Linked DNA regions of Homo sapiens: region 1 is linked to region 2. A link is an interaction called in ENCODE POLR2A ChIA-PET data of the cell type or tissue named here. Cell type or tissue: GM12878. All regions are shown on one strand. Each heading gives the region's core, and the rest is flanking DNA. Links, peaks and the distances in the headings are about the cores only.

Evidence for each region. Peaks named below come from ENCODE experiments on the same cell type or tissue, not always from the same donor. Only the 100,000 strongest peaks of a DNase experiment are listed, where the experiment ranks them.
Region 1: POLR2A ChIA-PET joins it to region 2 with 6 read pairs; 1 of 35 experiments calls an interaction of 5 or more read pairs at or near these places.

What each region holds. Positions count from the first base shown.
Region 1 is chr1:94,959,411-94,966,767 of GRCh38, forward strand. It overlaps CNN3-DT (CNN3 divergent transcript), which reads left to right. Exons shown (of 3, transcript NR_168377.1): 3 at 3,569-3,860. Among named protein-coding and RNA genes, the nearest start is that of CNN3, 36 kb to the left of the region's middle. In GM12878, for the core only: no CTCF peak of the experiment used is centred there; a DNase peak (open chromatin) is centred at 3,601; H3K27ac peaks cover 799 bases.
Region 2 is chr1:94,716,458-94,723,814 of GRCh38, forward strand. The region is part of intron 2 of SLC44A3-AS1 (SLC44A3 antisense RNA 1); the gene reads right to left. Among named protein-coding and RNA genes, the nearest start is that of MIR378G, 26 kb to the right of the region's middle. RefSeq lists enhancers at 3,956-4,245, 6,796-7,297. In GM12878, for the core only: no CTCF peak of the experiment used is centred there; DNase peaks (open chromatin) are centred at 4,124 and 4,944; H3K4me3 peaks cover 392 bases.

The sequences.
Region 1 (7,357 bases), core at 1,898-5,897, 240 kb after region 2:
CCCAGGTTCAAGTGATTCTCCTGCCTCAGCCTCCTGAGTAGCTGGGATTACAGGCACCTGCTACCACGCCCGGCTAATTTTTGTATTTTTAGTACAGACAGGGTTTCACCATGTTGGTCAGGCTGGTCTCGAACTCCTGACCTCAGGTGATCCAGCCTCCTCAGTCCCCAAAGTGTTGGGATTACAGGCTTGAGCTACCATGCCCGGCCAGGACTCTATTTCACAGGCATTTATTCACAAATATCAGTTGAGCATCTACTATATAGTGCTATATAGCATTACATCAAGAATTGTAAAGAACTCGAAAAAGCACAAGTTGTGCTCTCATACATCTCAATAAACTCAAGATATAATATCCACGTACACTAACTTTGTGTGTGTGAGAGTGTGATGCTTAAAGGATAATGCTATTCTGCTTTTATTTATTTTTTTAATTTTTTGAGTCACTGTGTTGCCCAAGTTGGAGTGCAGTGGTGCAGTCACCACTCACTGCAGCCTGGACCTCCTGGGCTAGGTGATCCTCCTGCTTCTGCCTCCTGAGTAGCTGGGACCACAGGCACACACCACCACATCCAGCTAATTTTTTAAATTATTTGTATCCATGGTGTCTCTCTATGTTGTTCAGGCTGGTCTCAAACTCCTGGGCTCAAGCAATCCTCCCACCTCAGTGCTGGGATTACAGGTGTGAGCCACTGCACCTGCCCAAGTCCAGGAGGAACTTTAACCCTCTGTGTTCCTCTTGGACTTTCCTTGTCTAGGATATCTGAACACTGTCTATGGCCGGTAGAATGGGCTGGTTTTATAGATCCTCTACCTTGAAGGCCAATCTGCCTCTCTGATCTCTTTTTAAAAATCCCTTTTTCCTCTGAATTGTAATGGAATTACATAATCACTACTGAGGGGATCTGGGACAGGGACAAGAGGGGATAGGGAGATCTTCTCATTTGTGGGGGAGAGTGGGAGTGTCCGGCAGCCCAGGGGCCTGTGGGTCTGGTCTACTTCCTGAGAGTCCCTCCCTGATTCTAGAAGGAGGACAGGGCAGACATGGCATGAGGAGGAAGCCTGTTGACTTGTTGACTTGCAAAGAATCTTAGCAAGGTGCCAGAGTGAATGCACCCGGACACGGGGAAGCCCACCATGTGGACATAGCTTGGTTGCTGCATGTGTAACTAGAAAAAATACAGTTGTCTGTTGCCGGCTTCCTGCTTCTCCCTTTTTTCCCCATCACTTGTTCTTGAAGCTAGTGGGAGTTGGATTCTTCCTGTTTGACCGTGTTGGAGTGATATCCTAGCCTTCAGCTCTGTGGCCTGCAAGCCCCTCAGGCCTCTCTCATACCTTAAAGAGGAGAGATGGGGTCAGGAAGAGACTTCCTACTCTCACTATATAGTGCAGCTCTTGATTTATTTATCACATTGAAATGTTTGTTTGTTTGTTTGTTTATTTATTTCAGACAGAGTCTCACTCTGTCACCCAGGCTGAAGTGCAGTGGCGCCGTCTTGGCTCACTGCAACCTCCGCCTCCCGGGCTCAAGCAATTCTCCTGCCTCAGCCTCCAGAGTAACTGGGATCACAGGCCTGTGCCACCACGCCTGGCTAATTTTTCTTTTTTTTTTTTTTTTTTTTTTTTTTTTTTTTTTTTTTAGGGGAGACAGGATTTCACCATCTTGGCCATATGGTCTCAAACTCCTGGGCTCAAGCCATCTGCCTTCCTTGGCTTCACAAAGTGCTGGTTCACAGGAGTGAGCCACCACGCCTGGCCTGGATTGAAAACTTTAGACTGAGGTTTAGGTACTTTTGTTGGGTTCAACCTTCAGTAATTCCTCTAGGCTAGGGTTCAATCCCAGTAACCAAGCTCACCAGTCCTTGCTCCCAAATATAACTGCTACTTTTCTCTTTTTTTTTTCAAGCTGAACCTCAAAAAGTTAGCCTGGCGAGGGGAGGATGATGAGATTTCCCCTGTTGTCACATAAACAAGGAAGTAAAGGGGGCCCCTTGTGCTCTCAGAACTCCAAGCATGAAACGATGTGAGTCTAAGCATTTAAATCACTTATCTGGGATGAAGCATAAAAAGCTTGATTTTTTTTTTTTTAAACCAATTAGGTTTTAGCCTCCATGATACATTTTGGGGCCTGTGGTTATCACTGCAATTACACTTCAATTCATGCATTGGATACTTTGAAAAGGTTTAATAAACAATAAGAATATCAGCTGCCATTTATATTTATGCTTCTAGCACTGTCCCAGGGGCTTTAATATGGTACCTATAACCCTTCCAATTATTCTCATTTTAGAGTAGAGATAACTAAGACACAGGGAGGTGAAAAAAATAAGCAAACAAAAAAACCTGCCCAAGGACACACGACAGGTCAGAGGTTAAAAAAAAAAAATTAGCTGGGCGTGGTGGCGCACGCCTGTGATCTCAGCTACTCTAGAGGCTAAGGCAGGGTTCACACTCCCGGCTCTTGGTTTACCGAAGTTCTCATTTATTCCACTATCTCATAAGAAAAATGAAGCAAATCAAGTCACACTTTAAATCGACTGAGGAGATTTTGCTGTAGAAAGGAATCTGGTAAATCCCTTCATCAAGTAAATAATCCTTTGTGTGTAAATCTGGACTTATATAAAGTATATGTTTTTTGGCATGGTTAAGGTGAGCTACCATGTTCCTTTCCGGAAAGTAAAGATGATTTAAGGAATATGAAGGAGGCCTTTGTTCATTCCTTTGATGGATATTTATTCAGTGCTCCTCTGTGGGAATGCTAAGATGAGAAAAGCAGACGGTCCCTGTCTTCAGGGAGCATATCATTTTTCACTACCCCTTGTTATTGGGTTGCTAAAAAAGAGAATGTCTATTTTATTTGTGGAAGTAAGTCAGTAGTTTAAAAAACTTTTATTTTCTTTTCTGCTTATCGCAGTAATACATCTCATTAAAAAGTGTAAAAAAACCAAACATTATAAGAATGTATAATACAAAAAGTTAGTTTTCAGTATTGCCAGCCCCAAAGAAACAACCACGGTTATAGATGAAAATTTTAACCCTTAAAACTCTTTCTCCAGAGGAGAAACAGAGAATACCATCTAGTAATTTCCCTATCCTGGCTCCTGCAGTACCTTCAGGACTTGGAGATTTTTTTTTTTTTTTTTTTTTTTTTTTTTTACTGGGCGGCTCCTGACCTTGGGGAAAACAGAAACACAGCTGAAAGTAAATATGGAACAAAACTCTGGCCATGGGGCCTGAGAAAGGCTTTTTTCCACTGCCTTTTAAATGTATTTTCATGAAAAGACACCAAAGACATTTAAAGTTAGGATTGTTCTAGAAAATCCAGGATAGATAGCCACCAGATGTCTATGGGGAATCAGGGCACACCACAGTAAACACTCAATAGATATTTGCTGGAGGGAGGAATGAAGACTGTACTTATATTTAGAAAATTAAAACAACCCTGAAGTACATGCTGGATTTTACAGGTTTTCGATTTATCTCCTCCTCTTTTTTTTTTTTTTTCCCCATGCAGAGCAAAGGGAAAAACAGCTAAGTGTTTCCTGGCTGAATTTTATTTTGCTTTCAGTTTCTGCCATTTCAGTTCCTGTTATCGTGCTTTGAGGTGCACTGAACTGCAGCAAACCCAGGGGATCCAAGGCTACGTTGAAAAGCCTTTGACCACAGTGCAGGGAGCAGAAGACATTAATGACGTGATGTCGACACAGCCCGCACTCAGGATCCTCCAGGAAAAGAACACAGAGATAACCCCGGATCGATGGTACTTTTTGAAAATGCTTTATTGCAAAAGAGTGGCTAGGGTTTTACAAGGGCTATGAAGAAACATATTAAGGTTAATAAAGCTTTTTATTGAGTGTTTACTGAGTGTTACTATGTGCTTTACATCTATTAACTCATTTCATCTTCAAAACAACCCTATAAAGATGTTACAACTATAATCCTAACCTTACAAATGAAACAACTGAGGCACAGTGAAGTGCAGTGGCCTGCCCAGGTAAAAAGCAAGACAGAATTTGAACCCAGGCAGCCTGACCCCAGGGTCCAGGTATTAAACCATTCTGCTATAGTGCCTCTAAGATAACAGAGAAACTTGATGAATTACTGGGTTACTGAATTTTAGTTTACATAGGTTGTTTTTTTCCCCTTAAGAGTAGAACAAAACATACCTGAAGTATGGAAAATAACATTTATTTTATTTTATTTATTTATTTGAGATGGAGTCTTGCTCTGTCACCAGGCTGGAGTGCAATGGTGCGATCTAGGCTCACTGAAACCTCCGCCTCCCAGGTTCAAGCAATTCTCCTGCCTCAGCCTCCCGAGTAGCTGTGATTACCGGCATGCGCCACCACGCCCAGCTAATTTTTGTATTTTTAGTAAAGACAGGGTTTCACCATGTTGGCCAAGCTGGTCTCGAACTCCTGACCTCAGGTGATCCACCTGCCTCGGCCTCCCAAAGTGCTGGGATTACAGGCGTGAGCCACTGCGCCCAGCCAAAAATAACATTTAGAAAAGTTTTTAGCCTTGGAGCCCTGGAGGCAGAGGCCGCAGTGAGCGGTGATTACGCCTAGGCACTCCAGCCTAGGTGACAGAGCAAGACTCTGTCTCATAACAAATGACTTCCGATGGGACAGCCCAATGGGAGCTATAGAAAACCAATGGGAAGTAAAATTGGATGACTTATGCCCTTGACTGCAGGAATGCAATCACCGTGGGTAATGGGAGGATAAATACGAGAATGGAGGCAGGGATTTAAGCCCTGCCATCCATGTTTACTAGCTGCAATTAACCCTGGGAGTTTCTTAGCCTCCAGAGTGGGCTTCCCTCTGAGTTGTGGGTTGGCCCCAAAGATGCCAAAATTTATTCCAGTTATAAGTTATATTTTAACCAAATTTCTGGTCTCCATTTTTCCTTGGAGAATCACACAAGAAAGGAAATAAGACTGAGTTTCCCCAAAAATAAAATTATGTCATTTTTCTTTTCTTTTGAATTCCATTGATAAGCTAAGTGTAGAAAATAGTCCACTGCTAGTGTCAAACTTGTAGATGAGAAGCACAGCACATCAAACAAAAACCTCAAGGTGTAAGAGTCTTTTTTTTTTTAATCAAAATTATGCAAATAACACATGAGGCTGGACGTGGTGGCTAACGCCTGTAATCCCAGCACTTTGGGAGGCTGAGGCCGGGCAGATCATGAGGTCGGGAGTTTGAGACCAGCCTGACCAACATGGTGAAACCCAGTCTCTACTAAAAATACAAAAATTAGCCAGGCGTGGTGGTGCACACCTGTAATCTCAACTACTTGAGAGGCTGAGGCAGGAGAATCACTTGAACCCAGGAGGTGGAGGTTGCAGTGAGCTGAGACCGTGCCATTGCACTCCAGCCTGGGCAACAGAGGGAGACTCCGTCTCAAAGAAAAAAGAAAAAAGAAAAAAATAACAGATAATAACCTGATCAGGGAGAAAATTCAAATGTATAGAAACCCATGTTCAAAAAAGTTAGAGTTCTTCATTTCCTTAATTTTATCTCCTCCACGGGGTAAGTATAAATTTAAGTGAAGAAAATGATTTTAATAAAGTCAATTTAAAAAATTAGCTTCTGCTCTGAAAACCAGAATGACAAAATTTAGCCTTAGTTTGTGTTCTTGTTGTCATTTATTCATTGATAGGCGGTATCTCTTTAGCTCTCATGGTAGTCAAGCTGTTATCTGAGTTTCAGGTACTATAAATGTGCTTTAATTGTGTAGTTTTTTTTTTTTGTTTTTTTTTTTTTTAGAGACAGGGTCTCATTCTATTGCCCAGGCTGGAGTGCAGTGGCATGATCATAGCTCACTGCAGCCTTGAACTCCTGGGCTCAGGCTATCTTCCTTCCTCAGGTTCCAGGGTAGCTGAAACTACAGGTGCACACCACCACTCCTGGCTATTTTTTAAAATTTTTTGTAGAGATAGGGTCTCACTATGTCGTCCAGGGTGGTTTTGAATTCCTGGCCTCAAGTGATCCTCGCACTTCAGCCTCTCAAAGTGCTGGGATTTCAGATGCTACCATGCTCGGCCTGTGTATTCTTTAATAGATCTGCATGATAATTCAAAAGTCAATTGTTCTCTCTTTAGTGCTTTGGGTAAAATGCAGTGGAGTGGAAAGTCGGCCTAGGAGCTAGAATGCCTTAGTTTTAGTTAGGGCTTTTGTGACCAGCCACCTGTGTCTTGGAGTATCTTTGGTCCTGTGTCCTCACCTGCTAAAAATATAAGTGAGGTGTCCAGTTATAGACCTTCTATCTCTAAATTCTGTGTTTTCACATCCGAGGTTTTTTTTTTTTTGTTGTTGTTGTTGTTGTTTTGAGATGGCCTGGCCTGTTGCCCAGGCTGGAGTGCAGTGGCATGATCTCGTCTCACTGCAACCTCCACCTCCTGGGTTCAAGCGATTCTCCTGCCTCAGCCTCCTGAGTAGCTGGGATCACAGGCACACACCACCACACCCGGCTAATTTTTGTATTTTTAGTAGAGATGGGGTTCTACCGTGTTGGCTAGGCTGGTTTCGAACTCCTGGCCTCAGGTGATCTGCCCCCCTCGGCTTCCCAAAGTGCTGGGATTACAGGTGTGAGCCACCGCACCTGGCCTCACATCTGAGTTAGTAACTTCTGTTGGTGGTACTCAAAGAAGAAGAAAAATATCTAATTTATTTTTCTTTTGCTGACTGCAAGCAGAATTAGCTTATTTGTGCTTTGGCAAACTACTACTCCTATGGTTCTGTCTTTTGTTTCAACCCCATAATGGCTATTTTGTATCTCAAACTTATATTCACATGATTACATCTGATTTATTTTGCATGTCAGTCTAACCACTAAGCATATGTCATCACGTTACTTAATTTATAACAGAACATAAATTTGCTGTGTTGGCTCCTTTAGTTAAAATAGAATCTAGTAATTTACAGTCACCCACAAAGTAATTCACAGTGAAGAATACTAAATAACAATTAACAATGGCCAAGAGGCTCAGGAGAGAAAAAAATTCAAGGCAGATTTCTGTTAAAAAAAAAAAAAACCATTTTCTTAAAAAAAAAATCTACTATCTTGTTTTCTATCTTTTTTTCTGGCATTCCGCTGTCCACAGAGACAGGTTTTTGTTTTTTGTTTTGTTTTTTTATTTTTGAGACGGAGTCTCGCTCTGTCACCCAGGCTGGAGTGCAGTGGAGTGATCTCAGCTCACTGCAACCTCTGCCTCCCGGGTTCAAGCTATTCTCCTGCCTCAGCCTCCTGAGTAGCTGGGACTACAAGTGCGTGCCACCACACTCCGCTAATTTTTTTTTTTTTTTGTATTTTTAGTAGAGACGGGGTTTCACTGTGTTAGCCAGGATGGTCT
Region 2 (7,357 bases), core at 2,311-6,310:
TTACATAAATTTGTGTGAGTGGTTAACATAAACCTTTGCAGTGGTCCCTTGGCTGTGGCTGATATTCATCATCTCCCTGCTCTGCCACTCTTTCTAGAATCCCTCCACTCCCAGCAAGTACTTCTGGCGGTGTAGGTGGCTTGCTTGATGAGGTGATGCAGACTTTTAGCCCTAAAGGGTTTATCTCCCACACTCTAAAAAACATGAATCCTAACAGGTATCCAGAGTTGTCGCCCCTTCCATCTTAACAGGTTCAGTCAACATAAAGTCACCAATATGGTGGACAAAGTACACTGTACTTTCAGTTTCCTAAGAAAGGAAAAAGATGAAATTCCATTAGCCATAGTCAAATGAGCACGCCATCAATACCAAGAAAAACTGTAAACTCGTATTAATTAACCTGTTGTGATTTGGTTAAAAAGAAACCATTAACCAACAGGAGCCAGAGAGGGTTCTCTAAGAACAAGTCAGGCCTAGGGCACATTGAGGATGAGCAAAAGAGAAATTGTAAATCAGTTTATTTTGGTCTTGGTAACAAGTGAAAAAGAATGGTTGAGAGAAATGTAGGTGGAAGAGATAAAAAGGAATGGATAAAGTGTCTATTATTTGTAGATTCCTTTTATACAAACAATTCTTTTCCACTGATAGTTGAAAACTGAGCGTAGTTTTTTCCTGTCTGCTGGGTGGAAATAGATTGTGAAATGTTGTCTTGTGGTTTCTAAAGAGTAAGTAGAAAACTGCATTAAAAATGCAGCACTAATCCATGCGATGTGAGACCTGCCATCAGGAGCTAAACCACCAAGCCAAGGTCCCTCAGAAATTACCTGTGTGGCAGCCAGTTTCTCACATGCTAGCAGAGGAAAGTCTCTCAAATTGCCCTTTAATAAGCAAGAAGAAAAACTGTCTCCCAGATTGGCAGTATTTATTGTTTTTGCTATTACTATAAATATAATATCTGCTTGTAAAATCTCCAAAATATGAAGTAGAATGTGGAAGTCCCTAATAAGTCTAACTTGATCCAGTGACAATATGGTGATAAAACTGTTAGTGGTCTGATATATATATATACATTTTTTCACCTCTTTTGTAGAATAAAAGAATGAAAGGAAGGATGGATGAGCAGATGGATAAAATGCTTTACAATCTGCCTCTTTCACTTAATATATTGCGGACATCTTTCCTTGTAAAAACATAAATCTCTTGGGATTTGCTTTTTTTTCTTTTAACAATTGCATAATATTCCATCATATGGCTGCACCATGATTTTTTTTAACCAAACCAATACTGATGAAAGTTCAAATTATTTGCATTTTAACTATTTTGACAGTGTTGCAATTAATATATATATATATTTTGAGACAGACTTTCACTCTTGTTGTCCAGGCTGGGGTGCAATGGCGTGATCTCGGCTCACTGCAACCACCTCTGCCTCCCAAGTAGCTGGGATTACAGGCATCCACCACCATGCCCGGCTAATTTTGTTATTTTTCGTAGAGACAGCATTTCTCCATGTTGGTCAGGCTGGTCTCGAACTCCCGCCCTCAGGTGATCCGCCCGCCTTGGCCTCCCAAAGTGCTGGCATGAGCCACCGTGCCTGGCCTGCAATTAATATTCTTTTACATAAACGTGGTGTCTTTATCTGATTATTCCTGTAGGACAAATCTCTGCAAGTTCCAGGAATTGCTGGGTCAGAGATCAACCAAATTCTAAATTTGGAATTATTATTGCTTAATGGCCCTCAAAAGGGTCTACAAATTTACACTCTCACCAATGGTACATCAGAGTACCTGTTTCGCCACAACCTGCAGCTTTTATTGTTTACATGGGAGACAAGGAAGAATCCAATGTCTTTGGTCAATTTTTTCATAGGGAATTTGTCTTTTTCTTATTGGTTAATAAGAACAGATTGCTTATTAAGGACATTAATCCTTGGTAATATCAGGGAATATTTTCAGAACAAGCCATTTTAATGAAATAAATGCTCCTAATGGGAGAAAAGGTATAATATTGTGATGTAATAATTTCACATTCATATACAGAGAACCTCCTCAGCCCACCCTGTGCATAGCATGCATAGCAGATATGTGCTGCATAGAACACACATAGAAGATAGACAGATGAACCAAATTGATGATTGTTTAAAGAAAGAGATAAACTAATAAATAAATGCCATATAGTGCAAACTATTATAAGGGAGTTTCAGGCAAGGTTCAGTGCGGGACTAACAGGGGAACAGTCAGCTCTGGCCAGGAAGGGTGGGAAAGGCTCTGTATTTTTCCCTGGTGATCGTCTGTGGGTATCTTAGGTGGTTTGTCTTCTTGCTGATTTGTGAGAGGTTGTTCTGATGCACTAGAATGAGAAACAGCATGCTGAATTCTGTTGGGATGTTCTGAATTTGAGAATACGGTAGAGCGGGATGGTGGGAGGGATGGTAATTCCCATCAAACACCTTCACCTCTCCCATCCCCTGATCTTGTCAGATAATACACATCTCTAGAGGGGGAGTCCCATGAAACCCACGCATGGAGCCCAGTAGAGTGATAAGCAGGTGCAACCTGAAAATGAGGAGTGTAGGCTAAATCCCCAAAGCAATTGGCAGTCTTCGATGAGTTTTAAGTGGTGTTGGCGATGGGGGCTGCACTTCCTATTTGTGTCATAGAAGCCCTCTAGCTGCTTTGTGGAGGGGTTGTAGGAAAGCAACTCTGGAAGGCAGACCTATGTGAGGGCTGCTGGAGGACAAAGATGCTTGGGCCAGAACCAAGGTACCACACAGATTGGAAAGACATAGGGTGGGAACTGCTGACTGTTTGGACACCGGGGATGGTGAGCATGAGTGATGGTGCCATTCCCTGAGTTAGGAGGTGTAGAAGGAGAAGCAGGTTTGGGGAGTTTAGTGGAGAAGTAGGTACCTGTGGGGCTACTAGTGAAGATGCCCAGAGGGCAGCCACATACATGGATTCAGAACTTATAAGTCAGTTCTCAACTGGACCTTTGGAGGGAGAGTCAGCAGCCTGTTCCTGAACATTGAAACCTTGGAAATGGATGCTATTGCCCCTTGCAGGGTTAGGATGAGCAACAGGGCTGGCACAGAACCCTAGGGAACACCAACAGGGCAAGACAGAGGATGGAAGACCAAGACTACTGGGACAAACGCCAACTCTCTACAGGCTCTGAGATGCCACAAGAGTAAGGCAAAAACAACCTAAGACTCACTCTTTAGTTCATCTAGCAAACCCAAGCTGAAAATTTAAAATACACTCGAGATTTCAATGCTGGTTTAAACTGGCTAGAGTATGGAGTCCAGCAGTTCTTTTCCCTGGTATCATAGCTGCAAACCCATCCAAACTGTGCTCTGCTCCCAACCAGTTCTTTAGGATTGAAGGAATTCAGCTTCAGCATATGAGGCGTCTCTATCCCCTGATTCACAAAGTGACTTTTCCACAATCCCAACTAATTCTGTTTCCCTGAGCTGTGCTTCACCAATATACATCTTCTTCTTTCCCTGCAGCCCTGTGGAAAAAACGTTTCAACATAAGGAAGTGTATAATGTGGAGGAAAAAACCATCATGCCCTCTAAGGGTTCATGGTCTCATTGAAATGTGGCACATCCGCCAGCTTCCCAGGGCTCCCGGGCTGGGTGTTGGGGTGGACTGGGAGTCAGATGGTGATGATGTGCCCAAGTGCATCTGACTCTTGCCTAACAGAGGAGCAATTTTTAGCAAATGTTAAGGAGGATTTGCTCTCCCTTTAGGATGATCAATTTTTCCACTAGGCAAGACTCATTCAATTGCCTTTCCAGAACCCTTACACTCTAGTCTGAATCACACATTGGGAAATTAATAATTCACTATCTTGTGCCACCAGTCATGTCCTCAAGTGGATTCTAAATTCCTTGAGGAGCCAGAGGCCATGATGTTACTTCTCCTGGATCTCCCAAGTGCCCACAACTGGGCTACATCCATGGGAGACCCTTGATGAAGTGAAGTTGATCAGGGAATGCAGAGCACTCAGGCCCACATACCTCGGCCTTGGGGAGCATCTAGTGCAACCCCTTACAGATAGGGAAACTGAAAGCCACAGGGGTGCAGCAGCGTGTGCAGTCACACAGCCCATTGATGACAGAGCTGTTACACAAGGAAGTGAGGAGAAGCAGCAGGGTGACAGACCAAGAGTGTGGCCTTTGCCAGGCCTCCTTCACTTACTGGCCATGTGAGCGTGGGCTCCTTACCACACCTCCTCCACTTCCCCTGTTATAAAGCAGAAATCATACGTGAACTTCAGGCTGGGTGCAGTGGGTGGCCCATGCCTGTAATCCCAGCACCTTGGGAAGCCAAGGCAGGCAGATCGCTTGAGCCCAGGAGTTCAAGACCAGCGTGGGCAACACAGCAAAACCCCATCTCTCCAAAAAAATACAAAAATTAGCTGGGCGTGGTGGCATGCACCTGTAGTCCCAGCTACTCAGGAGGCTGAGGCAGGAGGACTATTGGAGCCCAGGGAGGTCAAGGCTGTAGAGGGCCGTGATCACACCACTGCACCCTAGCGGCAGAATGAGACCCTGTCTCAAAATAAAAGTGAACCTCAGCTGAGGGCATTATGAAGACCAAATGGGCAGACCCATAGAAAGCTCGTGGCACAAGGCCTAGAGTAGAATAAGTGTTCAATGAACATCAGCAAAAGGGAAATACATAACTCCAAAAGAAAAACACATAATTTCATTGAAGTGTTTGCCACCTCCAAGTATTTAGTATGAATTTATTAAATAACTTGACATTTTCAACTCAACTCTACTCATATAGAGAATGCAGCTGGGAGTCGGGCACTTTGAGTTTCCTAAGCGCAGGACTGTTCCTTTCCAAGCAAGAGGTCCACACGGCTCCGAACACTGTCTAGGCTGTACTCTAACATTATTGTCAGCACGATTGCCTGCAACAGTCAGGTCTAGCAGTCAGAGCTGGAAATACCCTGCTCAGATGAAGTAATGCAACCAGAGGGCAGAAGGGAGAAGTGGTCCCCACAGCACGGGGGAGGAAGCGGAGGGAGGGTTACAGGAAAAAGCTTTTCCTTTTCACAAACTGTCACTTTAACTAAAATGCAGTCTCATCTCAGCCTGTTGTAGATGCTTATTATACACTGTAAAATCATACTCACTGGAGGTGTATTCTAGCTCCCATCTTTCCTCCCAAAGCTATGCGATCTTGGGAGTTATGCAATTTTTCTGTGCTTAGTTTCATGGTTTGCCCTTCATTCTGCAAAATGGGGATAATAGTAACTTACGGTTAACCCCTGATTAATTACTGCATCAATTTAAAAAAACAATTCCTGTGAAAGATTTAGAACAGAGTGTCTAGCGTATAATAAGCATTCTATAAATATTAGTTGCTATTGTTTTTAAAATTGTCTATCCTATAGTTTTAATACAGCTGTAGAGTTATTATTTCAGGAGCAAAATCTTGATACCCTTTTCCACCTGGCTCAATTTAATCTGAATTCAATTAAAAATCAAAAGAGAATTGAATTTAGAGTTCTATTCATGAATACAAAAGGCTGGGAGGAAACACACCCCAAATGACACAGTGGATGTGGTAGAATAGGACTATGAACAGATTTTGTTCTTCCTTTTCACCTTCTGTATTTTCCATCAATTATTTGTATGATTAAAATCAATCATTTCAGACAAGAGGGACATCGTGAGCTGTGAGAAACATCTTCTATCTGTTGCTTTCTGTAGGCAGAGACAAAGGAAGGGGCTCCAGTTTGCCATTCTCTTAACCGAGAGGCTTCCTACCTCATCTAATGTGGAGATTCTACTGACCCGGGAAGCCTTCCCTCCTGTTACCTCAAGCCGGCCTCCTAGCCTTTTGCCTCCTCCCACCCACAGCCTGCCTGGTTGCAGGTTGGTGGGAAAGGAGGGGACAGGGGGCTGTACTCCCCAGAGGCCCTTCCACTCCTTGACTCAGGCCGGGTTCTGTCAGTTGCACTCTTCTGCTGAGATGTCCATCTTCTGTTTGTGCCACCTCTGCATCCTTGCCTCATTGCCCTGCCCACCATGACAGCCTTCTCTTTCCAGGACTTCAGCAACTGGTGCATCCTTCTTTCCCTTCCATAGTCATGGCTGCTTTCAACACACAGCTGTTGTCTGTCTGTTTGCTTATTTGATTGTTTTATAGTATGATTCCTTTAATAGAGTCCAAAAACTAGCAAACTAGACCATATTTATTGTGAGATGTATATGTAGGTGGCTTACTATAAAGAGCAGCAATTGTATCTATGGCACTGTTCATAGCACTTCATATACATTTTCCATATTTAATCTTTTAAACAACCTTATCAGCTTGTATCTTCTCATTATCCTTATATCACAGATGAAGAAACAGCACAGAGGGATGAAGTAGTTTGCTCAAGGATATATAGCTGGTGAGTAGAGGAACCAAGATGTGAATCAATGTCTTCTGGCTACAGATTCTGTGTCCTTCACCACTGTACCATGTTGCTTTGTAAAAAGCAGCATGGAAATAATTGTCCCAAAAGTCAGAATAGTAGGTAGCTTTAGGGGAGGCAAAGGATTGAAATCAGCAAAATATGTGGGAGAGATTCTGGGATGCTGGAAGTGGTCCCCATCTTGACCTACGTGGTGTTTACATAGGAATTCACTTTATGATTATTTGTTGAACCACATGTGTCTCTTATGTAATATACAGACGCTCTTTGACTTATGTTGGGTTCATCCAGACATAGCTCATCATAAGTTGAGGAGCCAATGCACATGGCTTTAGCACCATTGCAAAGTTGAAAAAGGAAAATCGTATGTCAAACCATCCTAAGTTGGGGACTGTCGGTATATTGTTGATGGGGTTGTGGGGGTACTGAGCACTAAACTCTGGAAGGCAAGTGGCTACACTACAGGTTTGACTTCTCAGGTCTACCTCGACCTGTTCATTCCATAAAACACTGGAGGCCCCTGCTTCATGTTCAGGACACTGGCACCAGCAAAGTTTTTGAGAAGAAACAGCTTCTGGACACTAGAGCAGCTGAAGTGCCTGAGGGGCCAGTGCCATTGAAATAAGTGTCCAGGCCTTCCTTATCCTGGGGCCTGGAGCCAGGGTGGGGTGGGGAGCTTCTTCTAAACTTTCTGTCCTATGGCTGAGGCCCCTGGGAAGTCTTCCAGAAAAATCTTCCAGGAAGACCTGGGCAAGGCACAGCCCAGGGCAGCAAGGCCGTAGTCATGCTGGAGCCAGAGGAAAAGGGCAGGGCCTCGCGTCTTCCGTGCTTGCATCCTGCCTGACCTGGGACCTCCCAGAATGCTGACCTCCATCTCTGCGCCATCTGAGACCCGCACAGGTGCAGCAGTCCTTGGATC